Regions from separate parts of the Homo sapiens genome. Here region 1 is linked to region 2. A link is a contact called in ENCODE POLR2A ChIA-PET data. All regions are on one chromosome and are shown on one strand. Each heading gives the region's core, a stretch centred on a gene start or an enhancer-like site at or near the end of the contact. The rest is flanking DNA. Distances are from core to core; before and after follow the strand shown. Region 1 holds the start of DBNL (drebrin like). Region 2 holds the start of INHBA (inhibin subunit beta A).

Region 1 (7,526 bases), core at 3,164-5,663, 2.3 Mb before region 2:
GGGAGGCTGAGGCAGGAGGGTCGCTTGAGCCCAGGAGTTTGAGACCAGCCTGGGCAACATGGTGGGACCCTGTCTCTACCAAAAATACAAAAATCAGCCAGGCGTGGTGGCATATGCCCGTAGTCCCAACTACTCGGGAGGCTGAGGTGGGAGGATTGCTTAAGCCTGGGAGGTCGAGGCTACAGTGAGCCATGATGATGCCATTGTACTCCAGCCCAAACAACAGAGTGAAACCCCAACTCTTAAAAACAAAAACAAAAACAAAACTCTGGTAAAGATTCATTCTGGCTTGCTAATAGCATGAACCTTGCAGCAACTGAACATCCCCAGCAGGGCTGCTGGACATGGGCTGGAGGCACTGACCCACTGGACTATAAGTCAAAGGCAAAACCCAGTCCAGTGTGTGTCATCTCCCCAGGCTCTAAAGCACAGGCCTGCTGAGGCAGGCCAGACAGAAGCTCCAGGGATAAACAGTCGGACAGGAACCAAATCAGCTTCAACTTGGCTTCCCCAGGGCTTTGCCAGTGCCACTGGGCAGAGATACTTATGCCTCAGAAAAATGGAAGAAATTAGACCCAGGCCCAGTGGATCTGGTTGGTAGGGAGGAGACAGGCCTCCGGGAAAAGGCACTCCTTACCAGGAGGGGAGACAGAATACAGGAGAGAAACACTGAATGAGAAACACTCAGAGAAAAGGAACTAGAGAAAAGAACACAGAAAAACAAGAGAAAGATTTGGGAGGTGGCACACTGCCAGCATGAGCTGGGGGGAACTCCCTGGAGGAAAGAAGCCCATTCCTCTTGATGGCCACAAAGCCCTGGCTCCCAGAAGATAGCAAGCTGGCACAAGCAGCAGGTAACAGAAGATGGCAGCTCAACCCAGCTCTTGCAAGAAGGGACTCAACCAGCTGCGATGGCTCATGCCGGTAATCCCAGCACTTTGGGAGGCCAAGGCGGGTGGATCACCTGAGGTTAGGAGTTTGAGACCAGCCTGGCCAACATGGGAAACCCCGTCTCTACTAAAAATACAAAATTAGCTGGGTGTGGTGGTGGGTGCCTGTAATCCCAGCTACTTGGGACGCTGAGGCAGGAAAATCACTTGAACCTGGGAGGCAGAGGTTGCAGTGAGCCAAGATCGTGCCACTTCACTCCAGCCTGGGCGACAGAGCAAGACTCTTGTCTCAAAAAAAAAAAAAAAAAAAAAAAGGGACTCAGCAGCTAATATAATAAGAGCCAAGCTCAATGCCTGCCACCTATCCCTCTGACTTGATCCCTCTCTACCCCAGGCCACCTTTAAGAATGTTCCCAGCGCAGAGGCTCATTCCCAGTTCAGAGGCCTTTTGAAAGAAGGGCGAAGGAAGTTTCAAATCAACATGAAAAAACATGGTGCACTGGCCTCTGAACAGCAAGGCATATGGAGTGTCAAGCATCTTATAATTCAATAGTGCCTTTGAAAATAAGTACTGAGAGCCTACTGCTTATTAGTTACAGGAATGCAGCTATGAACAATCCCTAAAAGGTCCTGCCCATGGAACTTACTTTCTAACGGAAGAAAAAACACACACCTAACACTAACGTACTATTAGAGAGTGAAGCAGGTGCTGAAGGTGACACATGAACCAGGTGAGAACAAACCATGCCAAGATACGGAGTAAGCAGGGGCGGGAGACAGATCCAAGATGGAGAGCTGATGTCATGGTTGCTCCCCACTCTATCTGCCCTCCCCAATGCCAGCACTGTGTGTGTGAAACCTCTTATGACCCACCAAACTAGAGACCACCTCTTCTTCCTCTGATATCTCTACCACTTTTTCTGTATGACTTGGTCCATCCTTCATCTAAGCATCTGCCACATGTAACAACCGTGCCTCAAGCACCGAGGACAGAGACAGAGCCCACCCCACCCCTTCTAGTAAGAGATAAAGGTGACAAGAAAATCCATAAGGATTTCCAGCATATTTTGTGTCTGGCATGTGTCTGAAGGAAGTCAAACAGAAAGATGGGAAAAAGTGCCTACAAACAAGGAGCTAGGAATCAAGGAAGGCCTCTCTGAGAAGGCAACCTCGGGGCCAAGAAGTGAAGGCTGGGGAGCCACCTGGGACGATGTGGAAAAAGTGTGCTCCATGCAGAGGAAGCAGCAGAGCAAGGACTCTGAAGAGGAACCAGCTTGTAAGTTTGAGGAAGAGAAAGACGGCCAGAGTGGTGACAAACAGGTGTGGCCACAGTGTGGTAAATGAAAGGGGTGGTAGGTTCTGGGTCATGCAGGGCATCAGCAGGGCAAGGAGTCTAGGCTTTATTCAACATGCAACAGGAAGCCACTGTAGAGTTACAGACACGGAAGTGACATGGTCCAGATATTTTTCCGCAGTGTGCAGGAATCTGCCACATAGTATCTGCTGAGTAACTACCTTAATGGCTGTGACGATGAGGGTGGAGGTCAGTGGGTTATGCTGCTGAGTGACACAACCTGTAGTGCTGCAGGAGCCTGGAGGTAGGGAGGGAGCATAGCATGGCTGTCTGGGCAGATGAGTCCAGTGAGATGGGTGGGTTCTGACTTCATGAGGGGAAAGAGGAGGCTCCACAACCCTCATGAGGGACAGAGAGTAGATGGGGTGGGTAAGCACCGGGCCAGGAGTGGTAGCAGACAGCTCTCGTAAGCAGCCCAAGGAAAGGCTAGGAACATAGGAGGTCTGAAGAGGGAAGCCCAAACTGCCAGGTGGGCTGGGAGGCATCATCCCAAACCAGTGATGGTTCCTGAGAAGACTGATGATGAAGAGAGACCTGGAAGGGAGATAGATGAGGAGTGCCAGGAAGCTCCTAGGTAAGTCTGCCAGGGTAAACAGAGTGATCAAGAGCATGTTAAGAAGCAAAATCTTTAATTTGGCAGGGCTGAAGAGGGGCAAAGATTCTTCTGGGTTCTAAAGCCAAGTGGTATGATGTGGACATGAAAATGGGGCACTCATTGCAGAGATACTTTTGACTGGGTTTGAAGTAACAGGAGAGGTCTAAGAGAAACACGAACAGGAATAGGAGAGAGGCAAAACAGAGGGCTGACATCTAGAAACTCTCCTGAGAAAAATAACACTGACTGACGTGGGTAAATCTGAGGGATTATAAAGCAGGCAGAAAACCCCACCAAGGAAATGACGAGATATCCTTCTTTAGATGCCTCCAAAACAGAAGATGTGCTGTTTGGCATAAGTGCCATCCAGGGCACTCAGACCTGACAGGAGAGTCTACAGAGACCCCATAGAACCAAGCAACTGGTGTTCTAAAGCTCTTCCCCTAATGGCCCAGGGCTGAGGAAAAAGCAAAGCCATAACATCCTCAGGGTCACAATAGTACACTGCATAAAAGCCGCTCTGTGCTGGGCACTACGGAGAGCAGAGGAGATGAGAAAGCACTTACACAAGTGGAGATGGCCCCCACACAAGGGGAAGACAGTTGGGAGGGCCTCAGTGCTGACCACAGTGTGGCCCCACCACGACTCAGACTCCAAGGCCCAGTTTCTATTCCCCAAAGTTGGTCACCTTAGCCCACCATACTCAGCATATTTCTCAGAACTGGGATTTCTCAAAACTGGTCAGTAAAAACAATTTAAGCAAAGAGGAAAGTGAGGATATCTTGGGTGGTAGAGGGAAAATGGGACCTTTTCCCAAATAGATAGCGAGCATCCTACTTTCGTACATCTTCCCATGGCTCAGGCACAAGAAAGAGTACACTTTTTGGAGAAACGAAAGTTCTGAAGTCCACGTTCACAGACAGCCAAGAACCCAGATCCCTGAGCTCCTCGTCTGAAGCCCCCAGGGCAGGGCTCACATTCACAGCCCGGCTGCCAGGCCGCTCTCAAATGCCCATCCCCGAACACAGCGTTTGCAAAAAAACCGGGCGTGGCTTCCGCCTTCTCAGAGAGGGCTGTGCAGGAACCCCTTCTCCAGGGAAGTCCCAGGACTGGAAAGAAGAACCTGGCGAAGCTAGCAAGCACGACCAGGCCGAGGATCCAACATGGAAGCCCGCGAAGCCCACAGTGGGTGGCGAGCGACAGGGGGAGGGGCGGGGACTCACTGGGTCCCCCCAAGCCGGGTTTAACCTGTCCACGATCGGCGGGGCAAGGGGTCACGAGGGTGAGACAGCACTCCTGCTGCGGTGTGGAGGGGCAGACAGGTAAGCCCCAGGCCACCTGCCTGGGCACCGCTCCGCGCTCGCGCTCCCGCTCCCCCCGAGTCCCCCGCTCGCCCCAGACAGACCCACCCCTGAGGCAGCCCCTGGCCCGACCCTGGCCCGTCTCGCCGCCCACCAGTCGGTCGGGGACTTCTCGGTGACCACCCGCACGTAGGCCTCTTGCAGCGCTGGCCCGTTCCGGCTCAGGTTCGCCGCCATGGCCCGCCCCGCAGTCTCCGCGCCGCTGCTGTAGCTTCCGGGCCGGGCCGGGCCGCCCCTTTGACAGCCGACAAGCCTCGCCTCCGACAACCGGAAACCCCGCCCCACGGCAGGAAGCGGAAATGGTAGGGGCCAGCCGCACCCGCGGGTCCTAGCGAGCTGTCCGGCCAGCTGGTCTAGCATGCAGGTCCCGCGAATGCCGAAGGACAAGCGGGAGAAGGGAGGACCCGGCCTTCTGTTTGTCCTCAGGGAGGGATCCTGGGGCGCAGACTAGCCCGTCTTCTGGTCCCACCCAAACGGCAGCTCGACTTGGAAGCCTGGCCGCAGGGACCCAGTCCAGCCCCCGCTAGCTGCTCTCACAGCACCGTGCTTATTCTTTTCTAAATCTTGTTATGTCGATGCGCTTATTTGAACGATCTTGGGTTCACTGCAGTCTCCCTCCAGACGAGGTCTTCAGCCTGTTTGTGGACCCTCAACAGTTTGATCTGTGAAAGAAACATGCATAAATGTATGAATACACGAATAAATGAGTGCTAAGTGACGATCACACCGCTACAAACCTAACTGAAAGTGACTGTGCTTTCTCACTCTCACCTGAGTTTTTCCCTCTGCAGTTTGGTCGAGGCCAGGATAGTGGAGGCATGAAGAGAACCTGTCTTGTGCTTCACCTGCACATCTGGCTGGTCGCCCCTAGAAGGTGTCAGTAATTCCTCAATCTGCTCCCCTCCTCCTGGGAGCACCAGTTTTTCCATCCACAAATCTGCATACACTTGACTGAACTAGCTTCTTATCTGTATGATAGAGAAACATGCCAAAGCGCAAGGCAGCTCACGGCTTATTTCCTCCCATGGAGAATAACTCCCCTGCCTCCTTAAAATATAAATCCTGCCGGGCACGGTGGCTCACGCCTGTAATCCCAGCACTTTGGGAGGCCGAGGTGGACGAATCAAGGGGTCACGAGATCGACACCATCCTGGCTAATACGATGAAACCCCGTCTCTACTAAAACAAAAAATTAGCCAGGCGTGGCGGCGTGCGCCTGTAGTCCCAGCTACTCGGGAGGCTGAGGCAGGAGAATGGCGTGAACCAGGGAGGCAGAGCTTGCACTGAGCCGACATAGCGCCACTGCACTCCAGCCTGGGCTACAGGGCGGGACTCTGTCTCAAAAAAAGTATAGTATATATATACATATATACACACACATAGTATATATATGTGTATATATATACACACACACATAGTGTATATGTATATATACTATGTGTGTATATATGTATACATATATGTATATATATGCATATGTATAGGTATACATATATGTATATATGCATAGGTATAGGTATACATATATGTATATATATGCATAGATATAGGTATACATATATGTATATATATGCATAGGTATAGGTATACATATATGTATATATATGCATAGGTATAGGTATACATATATATGTATATATATGCATAGGTATAGGTATACATATATGTATATATATGCATAGGTATAGGTATACATATATGTATATATATGCATAGGTATAGGTATACATATATGTATATATATGCATAGGTATAGGTATACATATATGTATATATGCATATGTATATATGCATATGTATATATGTGCATATGTATATGTATATGTGCATATGTATATATGCATATGTATATGTATATATGCATATGTATATATATGCATATGTATATGTATACATATATTATATATGCATATGTATATGTATATATGCACATGTATATATATACACATATGTATATATATGCATATGTGTATATATATACATATAGTATATATATGTATATATCCACAATCCCTTAAGTCCAGATGTGCTTTGGAATTCAATCTAAGATTTCAGAAAAGTTATACCATGTATGTCCTGGGTAAGCCCTTATCACAGGATCTGGACAGGAACTGGTAATCAGACATGTTCATGCTTTTGCTGTGATATGTGTGAATAATCAGCTAAGTGTGTGATATGTGTGAATAATCAGCTAAGTGGAATATAAGACGACTCTAAATATCCTCATGACAATTAAGGTCAGTTTTTGCTACCAAATGAACTACCAAAATCTTAAGGTGTTTGAGTCTGGATGGTGCAGATAAGGGCTTGTGAACCTAATTTGGACAAAAACATGGTTCATTTGTTATGCCCATTTTTCTTTCTGTTCACATGATTGTTGCTTGTTGTCTTGTTTGTTTTGTGCTGCTATAACAAAGTACCACAGACTATGTAATTTACATAGAACAGAAATTTATTTTCTCACAGTTCTGGAGGCTGGGAAGTCCAAGGTCATGGCACTAGTATCTGATGAGGGGCTTCTTGCTGCATCATAACATGGTGAAAGGCAAAGAGGATGAGAGAAAGACAAAAAGGGGCCAGACTCATTCTTTTTTTTTTTTTTTTTTTTGAGATGGAATCTCACTCTGTAGCCAGGCTGGAGTGCAGTGACCACGAACTCGGCTCACTGAAACCTCTGCCTCCCAAGTTCAAGTAATTCTCCTGCCTCAGCCTCCTGAGTAGCTGGGACTACAGGCACGTGCCACCATGCCCAGATAATTTTTGTATTTTTAGTAGAGATAGGGTTTCACCATGTTGGCCAGGATGGTCTCGATCTCTTGACCTCGTGATCTGCCCACCTTGGCCTCCCAAAGTACTGGGATTACAGGTGTGAGCCACCCTGCCCGGCCCCAAACTCAGTCTTTTCTAATGAACCTGAGGCAGGAGAATAGGGGCTGGAAGCAGGCAACAGAACGCCAATGCACACTAACCTCCTAGAACCAAATCAAAAGGAAAACGCCTACTTATGACCAAGTAACAAAAGACCAACACCCTGTTCCGGAGCAACTCTCTGGCCTCAAAGTCCATGGAGTCTTTTCTGAAGGTGAGGTTGCATGCTATATTGTCCTCATCTTGCAAATGACAACACTGAGCTTCAGAGAGAGCGACAGAGGGGGCTGGGACTTCGACTCCAGTGTTCTATCTCCATATTGAGAGCCCTTTAAGGTTAAGAATGTGGCTGGGCATAGTGGCTCATGCCTGTAATTCCAGCACTTTGGGAGGCTGAGGCGGGCGGATCACTTAAGGTCAGGAGTTCGAGACCAGCCTGGCCAACATGGCGAAACCCC
Region 2 (7,713 bases), core at 1,021-3,520:
CATCCTGCGAGCTGGGCTCGAGCAGCGGCCGCGTTCCGGCGTGATCCCTGGAAGCTGCCAGCAGGTGCTGCTCAAGGTACAGTAGCAGGGCCGAGAAGCCGGGACCCGAAGGGCCTGGGGTGCGGGGAAGCTCCGGGGGAGGGGGAAGTGAAAGAGAAACCAAACCAAGGAAGGAGAAGGAGATTCTGGTCAGGACTGGGCTGACCAGCTTGTGCCCCGGGCCCTTGAGTTCCGCAGGGAAAAGCTGATTCCCAGTCTAGAATATTCCACAGAAGCTATTTTAACCTGCCTGCTTCCTCCACCACCCCCACCTTGATTTGCACCGAGGGAGGAGGCATTGCCACTGTGGTGCAGGTGGTTGCAGAGGGGTTGCAGCACGGCTGGTAGGCTGGCCTGGCAGGTGGGCACTCGGTGGCATCAGATGGCCAGCGGAGTTTCAGAGTCACACTTGTGTTGTGGCTCCTCTGGTCAGAGAGCTGCAGATTCCTGTGACACCCATGTTTAAGAACAGCCACCAGGCTTCTCAGAAATAGTATCACTTATTATTATCTGACAGCTGCACTTGACCCCCACAGGTTCATATCATGGATCCCATTTTATAGATGGGAACACTGAGGCCTGAGTTTACACGGTGAGTGAGCAGAGGAACTGGGATCTGATCTGGGTTTGTTTTGTGCCCCCCACCCCCACCCCACGTCACCTACACACACACACACACACACACACACACACACACACACACACACACTACTTTGTGTGGAGGCGGAGGGGATGTTTTCAGGACACTAGGGTTCATGTGTGGGTCAGGGGTGAGTTTAGATGCCCTGAAGGTCATTGACTCCACTAATTCTCAGCAAAAAGGGTGGAGAAGTTTCTTTCTTATAAAGGGTTTGAGTTCACCCAGTGCTAAGCTGAGGGGCAGGTTTGGAGTTCACCATCATTAATCCTATTTCTGTCTTCGCCACTCAGATTCACTCTCTTCCTCTACAACCTAATGATTTTTTTCCTACTTCATTTCTGCATATGCAGTTCTTAGAATACTCCTTCCCCCCACCCCCATGCAGCTCAGCACCCACACTTTCTCTGTATCTAGCCAAGAGAGACCCTTTTACACAGAAAACTTCTGGTGTCCTAATGGAACCTGCTTAAGCCACACATCAGGAGGCCAGAGCCTCTATATTTTGCTTGTGGGCACAGTGAAAAGTTTATTTTATGCATGTTAAATCCTGCATACAAAACAACATATCTGGTCATATGGCTCTCATTAGCTCCCAATTTTGCACATTTTATCCAACTTGTCATGAGAACTGGGCTTATGCTTCAACTGTAGTCCTTCAAACAACCCTTCACCGTTCTTGTCAGAGGACCCCTTCCTCCTGTGTTATTTACCAGACTTGCCAACACCCCTCCCCCACAAAAAAAGCCTGACCAGCTTTACCCCTATTTCAAGGAGTGTTCACTTCTTTTCATTAATCTGCTGTTATATTTGTAACAATTTAGAAATTATAGGAGTTGAAGTTCTGGTAAAAAAGAATGATGCATGAGGGTTTTTGTTGTTGTTGTTGTTGTGTGTGTGTGTGTGTGTGTGTGTGTTTGGTTAGTTAGAATGAGATTCTAAAGACCTGGGAAGGATACTTATGAAGTTCATTTAAAGAGAATTACTATTTCCAAAGTTCTTGATTTATGAAGCAGGCATTCAATTTCAAGATGTAAAATAATAGTGTAAGTTGGTTGGGGTCGGGGGAGACCATCATCATATGATTATACAGATTTTCCCAATTTTTTTCCTCAATGAAATAGCTTATTTTAAAAATATAAAATTAGAATCCCTATAAAGAACACTACCAATTTTCTTTCCTGAAAGAAACAATAAAATACTTTGTAAATAGAAGCAACTTCATGAAGTAACAGATGTTTTATGTAAAGACATAAAACTGAACCTGAATATAACGAGACGTGTGTGCGAGTAGTAAAAGTTGAAAGTTGGACACACTCATTGAGACATATCTATTTGATTCCAATGTTTTTCTAAAAGGTAGAGTAATCCTAGCCAGAGGTTTCACTGGCTCAGTGCATCACCCAGTAGTGTCTCAGAAGCCAGGAAGGGCTTTCCATTAGATAATGAATTATGAAATGTCTCACACTGGAAAAACCAGTCATCCGCTGATGTCATGCTGATTCCAACCAATCCCAAACAAAGCCCCAGCCCTCCTCTGTTTCAGTGGTACCAATGTGTGGTGTACAAATAAGTAGTACAGTATAAAACTTCACAGTGCCAATACCATGAAGAGGAGCTCAGACAGCTCTTACCACATGATACAAGAGCCGGCTGGTGGAAGAGTGGGGACCAGAAAGGTAATGCTTTTTAACTCTTACTTCTGAGCTCTTTACACATTCAAAGATAGGAAAGCTAGGAGGAATTTTACAACTAATTGGCATTTCCAATGTGCATTGTGATGTGTACCTTTTTATATTATTCAGGCAGGTTAATACAGCTTTTAATAGTCCTAGAGCATGCAAATAGATTATATGTTTATACAAGCCACTCAGCACATATATACAAGTACATATGCCAAAGAGAAAGCTATTTTTAAGAGTTACATTCGCAAACAGTAAATTCAGGGAACACACACATACTCAGATGCAGAGAGAATCCAAATATTGATAAGTTGCACTTATCTAAATGCTGCTATTAGGACTCCTGAGTTGTTTAGAGCCATTAAACTTTTGGTTGTATTTCAGACTTTCTTGTAAAACTTAATTGAACTGCAAAACATTTTGGGTACTGTATATGTGACTCCAAATAGGTGGATGATGTTAAGTATTATAGCACAAAGATTTTTTATAAAACCATTGTAACACAAATGTCCCCTGCCTCCCCCATTCTCTTTCACCATCCCCGTAAAAAATATGAGGCTTTTTAGGCAATGTTGACAAAGTTTTAACAATAATGGTGGAGTAATTGATGTTTCTGGAGCTGAAACCCCAAAGGTGTTAGGTTACTTGTAACAGAAAAAGTCTTACAAATAGTTGTTTTGGAAAAGGGGACAGTATATATAATTCAGAAAGCATTGTTAACCTGTGCAAACTGTAATTATAACTTAGTGTCACAATTTTCTTGCCCTCTTCCCCTTGCACTCAGATCTTATCTTGTAGTAATGATATTTATTAACTCTTTCCACCTAAACTGCATTGCTTGACTGTAATGCTATGAACACACTAGGTGTCAGATATAAGCTGAGTGTATCTTCAGAAACCAAGAGGGCTTATGTGTGGGAAAGAAACCGAGAGGGAAGGAACGCTTTAACAGATGGACCCCTTAAAGATTCTTCTGCAAGATAAAAGCAATAAGACAGAAAATGAAAAAGAGGGGAGGGGGAAGAATTTTTTTTAAGCCTTAGAAAGGCATTGTTAAAAAATTCACATTTTTCTTTTTCTGTGCACACTAAAATCCATGATGATTTCATCTGCACTGTTCCTTTGAGGGAAAAAGAAGCAGTCAAGGAGGCTGTCTATGAATGCACTGGTCGGGACAGGCTTGGGGCAAGCTGAAAAAACTACCACATGACAGAGAAAAATAATTTGCCAATATATTTTAGAGAGTCTTTTCCCATAGGACCAGTTATTCAAGTCATACGAGTGCACTCTTTTTATAAAAGGATGTGGGAAAGGCCAAGAGAATTTTGCATTTTATCTGTGAAGTCCGGCGAGTGGTGGTAGGCTGTAATGTGTGAGAGTGAGTGGGTCCCCGGCAGAAGGGGGCAGCTGAACGCGACGGGGAGAAAGCGCTTCTGGAACTTGGGCTTGTGACAGGCTGCCTGCCCTCTGGTCCTTCAGTGCCCTGCTGCATTTCACAGTTGGGAAGAGTGGAGTGTATTATATGACCCCAAACAAAAGTTCCATTGCGCTCTCCTCAGATTGCCTGCCAGTGTTGATGACCTGAACATTTAAATATGAATGAATTGGGGGAAAGGACCATCTCCCCTGGATCCCATCAGGCCAGAACAATCCTCTGTTACCCCTGAGTCCCTCTTCCCTGACCTCCACTACCTGTCCACTGGACCTCCCTGCACCCTCTGCCCCACCACGTGGCCAGGTGGGCGTTCTACCACCTAGGGCTGTGGCTTGGCTGGGTGGAGGGGCGGTGGGAACACTTTTTCAATCAATTCATCCCTATTGATTGAGACACTGTGTTTGTTTGGGGTTTCTTTTCTCCCCTCCAAAAAAGGAAGAAGGTGAAACCAGGAGACTGGGCAGAGAAAGAAAAAAAAATAGTGAACAAAATTAGGATAATTTATTTTAGAAGAGAAAGTAGAACCCCCGAAAATGGTGATATTTGAAGAGAGGTGTCTGTGAGGAAGCTAAGAGCAGAAGGAGAGCAGCCTGTCAGAAAACGGGCTGTCCCTCCCTCCCTAATCACAGCCCTACTCACAGCAAACTCCCTCCCTCTCCATTCACTCACTTACTTAGGGCCAATCCTTTCTCTCTCTCTCTCTCTCTCTCTCTCTCTCTCTCTCTTCCTTTCCCTCTCTCCCTCTCCCCCTCCCTTCCCTCCCTCTCTCCCTCTCTCTCCCCCTTCTTTCCCTCTCTCTTCTCTCCCCCTCTCTCCTCTCTCTCTGTCTCTGTCTCCCTCCCATCCTCTCTCTCTGTCTCTGTCTGTCTCCCCGCCACCCTGTCTCTCCCTCCCTCCCTGTCTCCCTCCCTCCCTCCCTCCTTCCTTCTCTCTTACTCGGAGACAGTCAGAACTCTCCTCCCTGACAGCCACAAACCTACAGCACTGACTGCATTCAGAGAGGAACCTGCAAACAAAACTTCACAGAAAACTTTTTGTTCTTGTTCCAGAGAATTTGCTGAAGAGGAGAAGGAAAAAAAAAACACCAAAAAAAAAAATAAAAAAATCCACACACACAAAAAAACCTGCGCGTGAGGGGGGAGGAAAAGCAGGGCCTTTTAAAAAGGCAATCACAACAACTTTTGCTGCCAGGATGCCCTTGCTTTGGCTGAGAGGATTTCTGTTGGCAAGTTGCTGGATTATAGTGAGGAGTTCCCCCACCCCAGGATCCGAGGGGCACAGCGCGGCCCCCGACTGTCCGTCCTGTGCGCTGGCCGCCCTCCCAAAGGATGTACCCAACTCTCAGCCAGAGATGGTGGAGGCCGTCAAGAAGCACATTTTAAACATGCTGCACTTGAAGAAGAGACCCGATGTCACCCAGCCGGTACCCAAGGCGGCGCTTCTGAACGCGATCAGAAAGCTTCATGTGGGCAAAGTCGGGGAGAACGGGTATGTGGAGATAGAGGATGACATTGGAAGGAGGGCAGAAATGAATGAACTTATGGAGCAGACCTCGGAGATCATCACGTTTGCCGAGTCAGGTTGGTGCTGGCATTGGCAGGGGGTGGGGAGGGGTGGGGGGTGGGAGGGTAAAATATATTTCTTTGACAGTCCCAGGAGGAACTTCTTTTCCCTTCAGCTGGAAACTGCCTGGGAAGGTTATTAGTTATTAGGTGATGGTAGCGGACTAGCCGACGGAGGGCAGGCAGGGGAGGGGGAGAGGACTTTACAGAAAAGGAATTCTCGGTCGAGCTCTGCCTGGAGATGACTGGCTTACACTTACTAAACCCAGCGGGTCACACAGAGAGGAAGCTCGGGGCCAATGTTGAGCTGGAAGGCAGACTGTGAGGGGCTGCCTTGCCCTGCCTGTGAAACCAGATCTGAGCAGCCGGAGGAAAGCCGCGGCATTTTCGGGTGCTAGGGGAGCAGAGGAGGCTTCCGGACCCCATCCAAGTTTTTATTGAGGGTAGAGGGGTGAATGTACCAGGATTGGAGTGGAATGGCACAGATGAAGTCACTCTCTTAAAACAAACCTTCCCCTTTAAAAGTCCAATCTGGGGCCACATTGGAGAAGCAGGGCATATTTATGAGTGACAGTCATTTTTACCTTTAGAAAATGTCTATAAGTGCACAGGCACCACATTCAAGACAGGGAAGAGCTACTTTGGGGGACAGTTGTCATTGAACCAGCAGTTACTTTTGGGACACTGACTTTTGCTCTCTGAAAGAAAAAAAAATAAATAAAACAACCAGTTTTGTTCTTTCTAAAGTTACTAAGAGCTCTCTGCCAAGGAACGCAACCTTGACAAAGTACTCTCAGATACTACGCTGAACTCACTCAATCCTTAAGAGGAAGAACTTTAATAAATAGATTCTAATCGTTGGCCCAGGACCACACTAACCTGTTGCTGAATAGCAATACCTGTCAAAAGTATGGGCCCATGGACTTGGAGCCAGGCTATTTTTATAGTTAAGTGACACAGATCCTTTGCATGCCTGCAAGCCCATGCACGTCAGGCACACAGATGTGTTAATACCGTGTTACTTTCATGGTAATGCCAGGCTAAAGAATTGCATCCTTTGCCAACTCCATTTGAAAGGAATGCCATTGTTTTGTTTGGTAGAGCATATGGCCAGTAAAGTATGTGCAGGGACTCCCAGCATTTTTGTTTAAAAGTTTGCCGCAGCAGTATAAACAATTAAGGCAACACTCAGAATTTCCAATCTGAAAACCTGTTGACTCAGATGTTCTGTTTTCAAGAAAACCATGAAAGACCAGGGCATCTTTCCGGGGGTGCAGATAGCCTGCTGGCTGTGTGGCTTCCCCTTGCAGGAGAAGCCCTGGTGTCCTACAAGCTTCCCAGTTTGGCTCTCTCACCAGAAGCCTCTCTCACTTAGGGAAGATCCTACTTTCTTTCCCTAAAGCTCTTTCTTAACCCAGCCCCAAAAGGCATGATCATTAGGACTTTATCTTCTGGAGCTTTTTGAGGAAGAAAGCTAGGTTGGAACTTTTCAAGTTGACACCCATTTTTTTTTCTCAACTTTTCATGGTGGGAAAAGGTAAAAAAGAAAATATTTACAATATTTGGCTGTGCATGTGAAACAGATTTCAGTGGTCTAGAGGGTTGCTTCCTGTCTTTGTATACCAACCTCCACACATGATGGATTCAATGACAGCTCGTATCCAGTTGCCTTTAACCATGTCATATGACTAAGTATACCTATGCCTTTGACCACTTTTAACCGCACTACCGTTACTAGCAATATGCCCCTCTTTCTGACTTACTGGACTTGTATAGCAAATCACTCTCTTAGCATTTAGAGATTTGGCAGTGAAAAAATTTGACCATTTACATTCTTTCTTATGTGTGGTCTTCCTTTCTGTGACAGTCTTCTCTCAGTTGTATGAGATCTTGTCATTTTTTTACTTCTCAGTTAGGTGTTTAGTTTGAAAAAAAATGAGCGACTTTTGAAAAAGCGATTCGTTGGACGTTCACATTGAGTCAAGTTTAAGATTTGTAATGGGAAACTCCTGGTTGACTTTACAACTTGACTTTGGATTCTTAGAAAACACTTATTACAATTGCTTATTTTTCTCTGAGGGATTTCACACATCAACTTCAAGTTGATTTAATGTAATTTCATGTATTTAATGATTGCTGTATGGACTGTCTACTCTTCAAGCAGAAAACCACGTGAGCATTTTGCTGCTGATTTTGCTAGTCCAGAAAAGACATTTATCATCCAAATGATTGTAGCAAATATATGAACATGAATAGAAAAGACCTATGTCTTGTTGCTTTTGGAATAATTCAACTTTAATAACATTCCAACTATGTGGAATGTCAAGAGTTTTTGGAGAATAGAAAAAGGAATGCATT

Evidence for each region. ChIA-PET counts read pairs that join two places held with the same protein, here RNA polymerase II (POLR2A).
Region 1: POLR2A ChIA-PET joins it to region 2 with 5 read pairs in PC-3. The contact joins the promoter of DBNL here to the promoter of INHBA in region 2. POLR2A ChIA-PET finds 5 or more read pairs at or near these places in 2 of 52 experiments (AG04450 and PC-3).

The regions. Positions count from the first base shown.
Region 1 is chr7:44,041,589-44,049,114 of GRCh38, reverse strand. DBNL (drebrin like) reads right to left here and starts at 4,413. Exons shown (of 13, transcript NM_001014436.3): 1 at 4,295-4,413. The coding sequence starts at 4,377. It overlaps LINC00957 (long intergenic non-protein coding RNA 957), which reads right to left. Exons shown (of 3, transcript NR_072982.1): 3 at 4,819-4,862. RefSeq lists an enhancer at 3,715-4,215 and a silencer at 4,154-4,373.
Region 2 is chr7:41,697,647-41,705,359 of GRCh38, reverse strand. INHBA (inhibin subunit beta A) reads left to right here and starts at 2,270. Exons shown (of 3, transcript NM_002192.4): 1 at 2,270-2,355; 2 at 4,843-5,373. The coding sequence starts at 4,986. All of the region lies in intron 1 of INHBA-AS1 (INHBA antisense RNA 1), which reads right to left. RefSeq lists an enhancer at 140-229.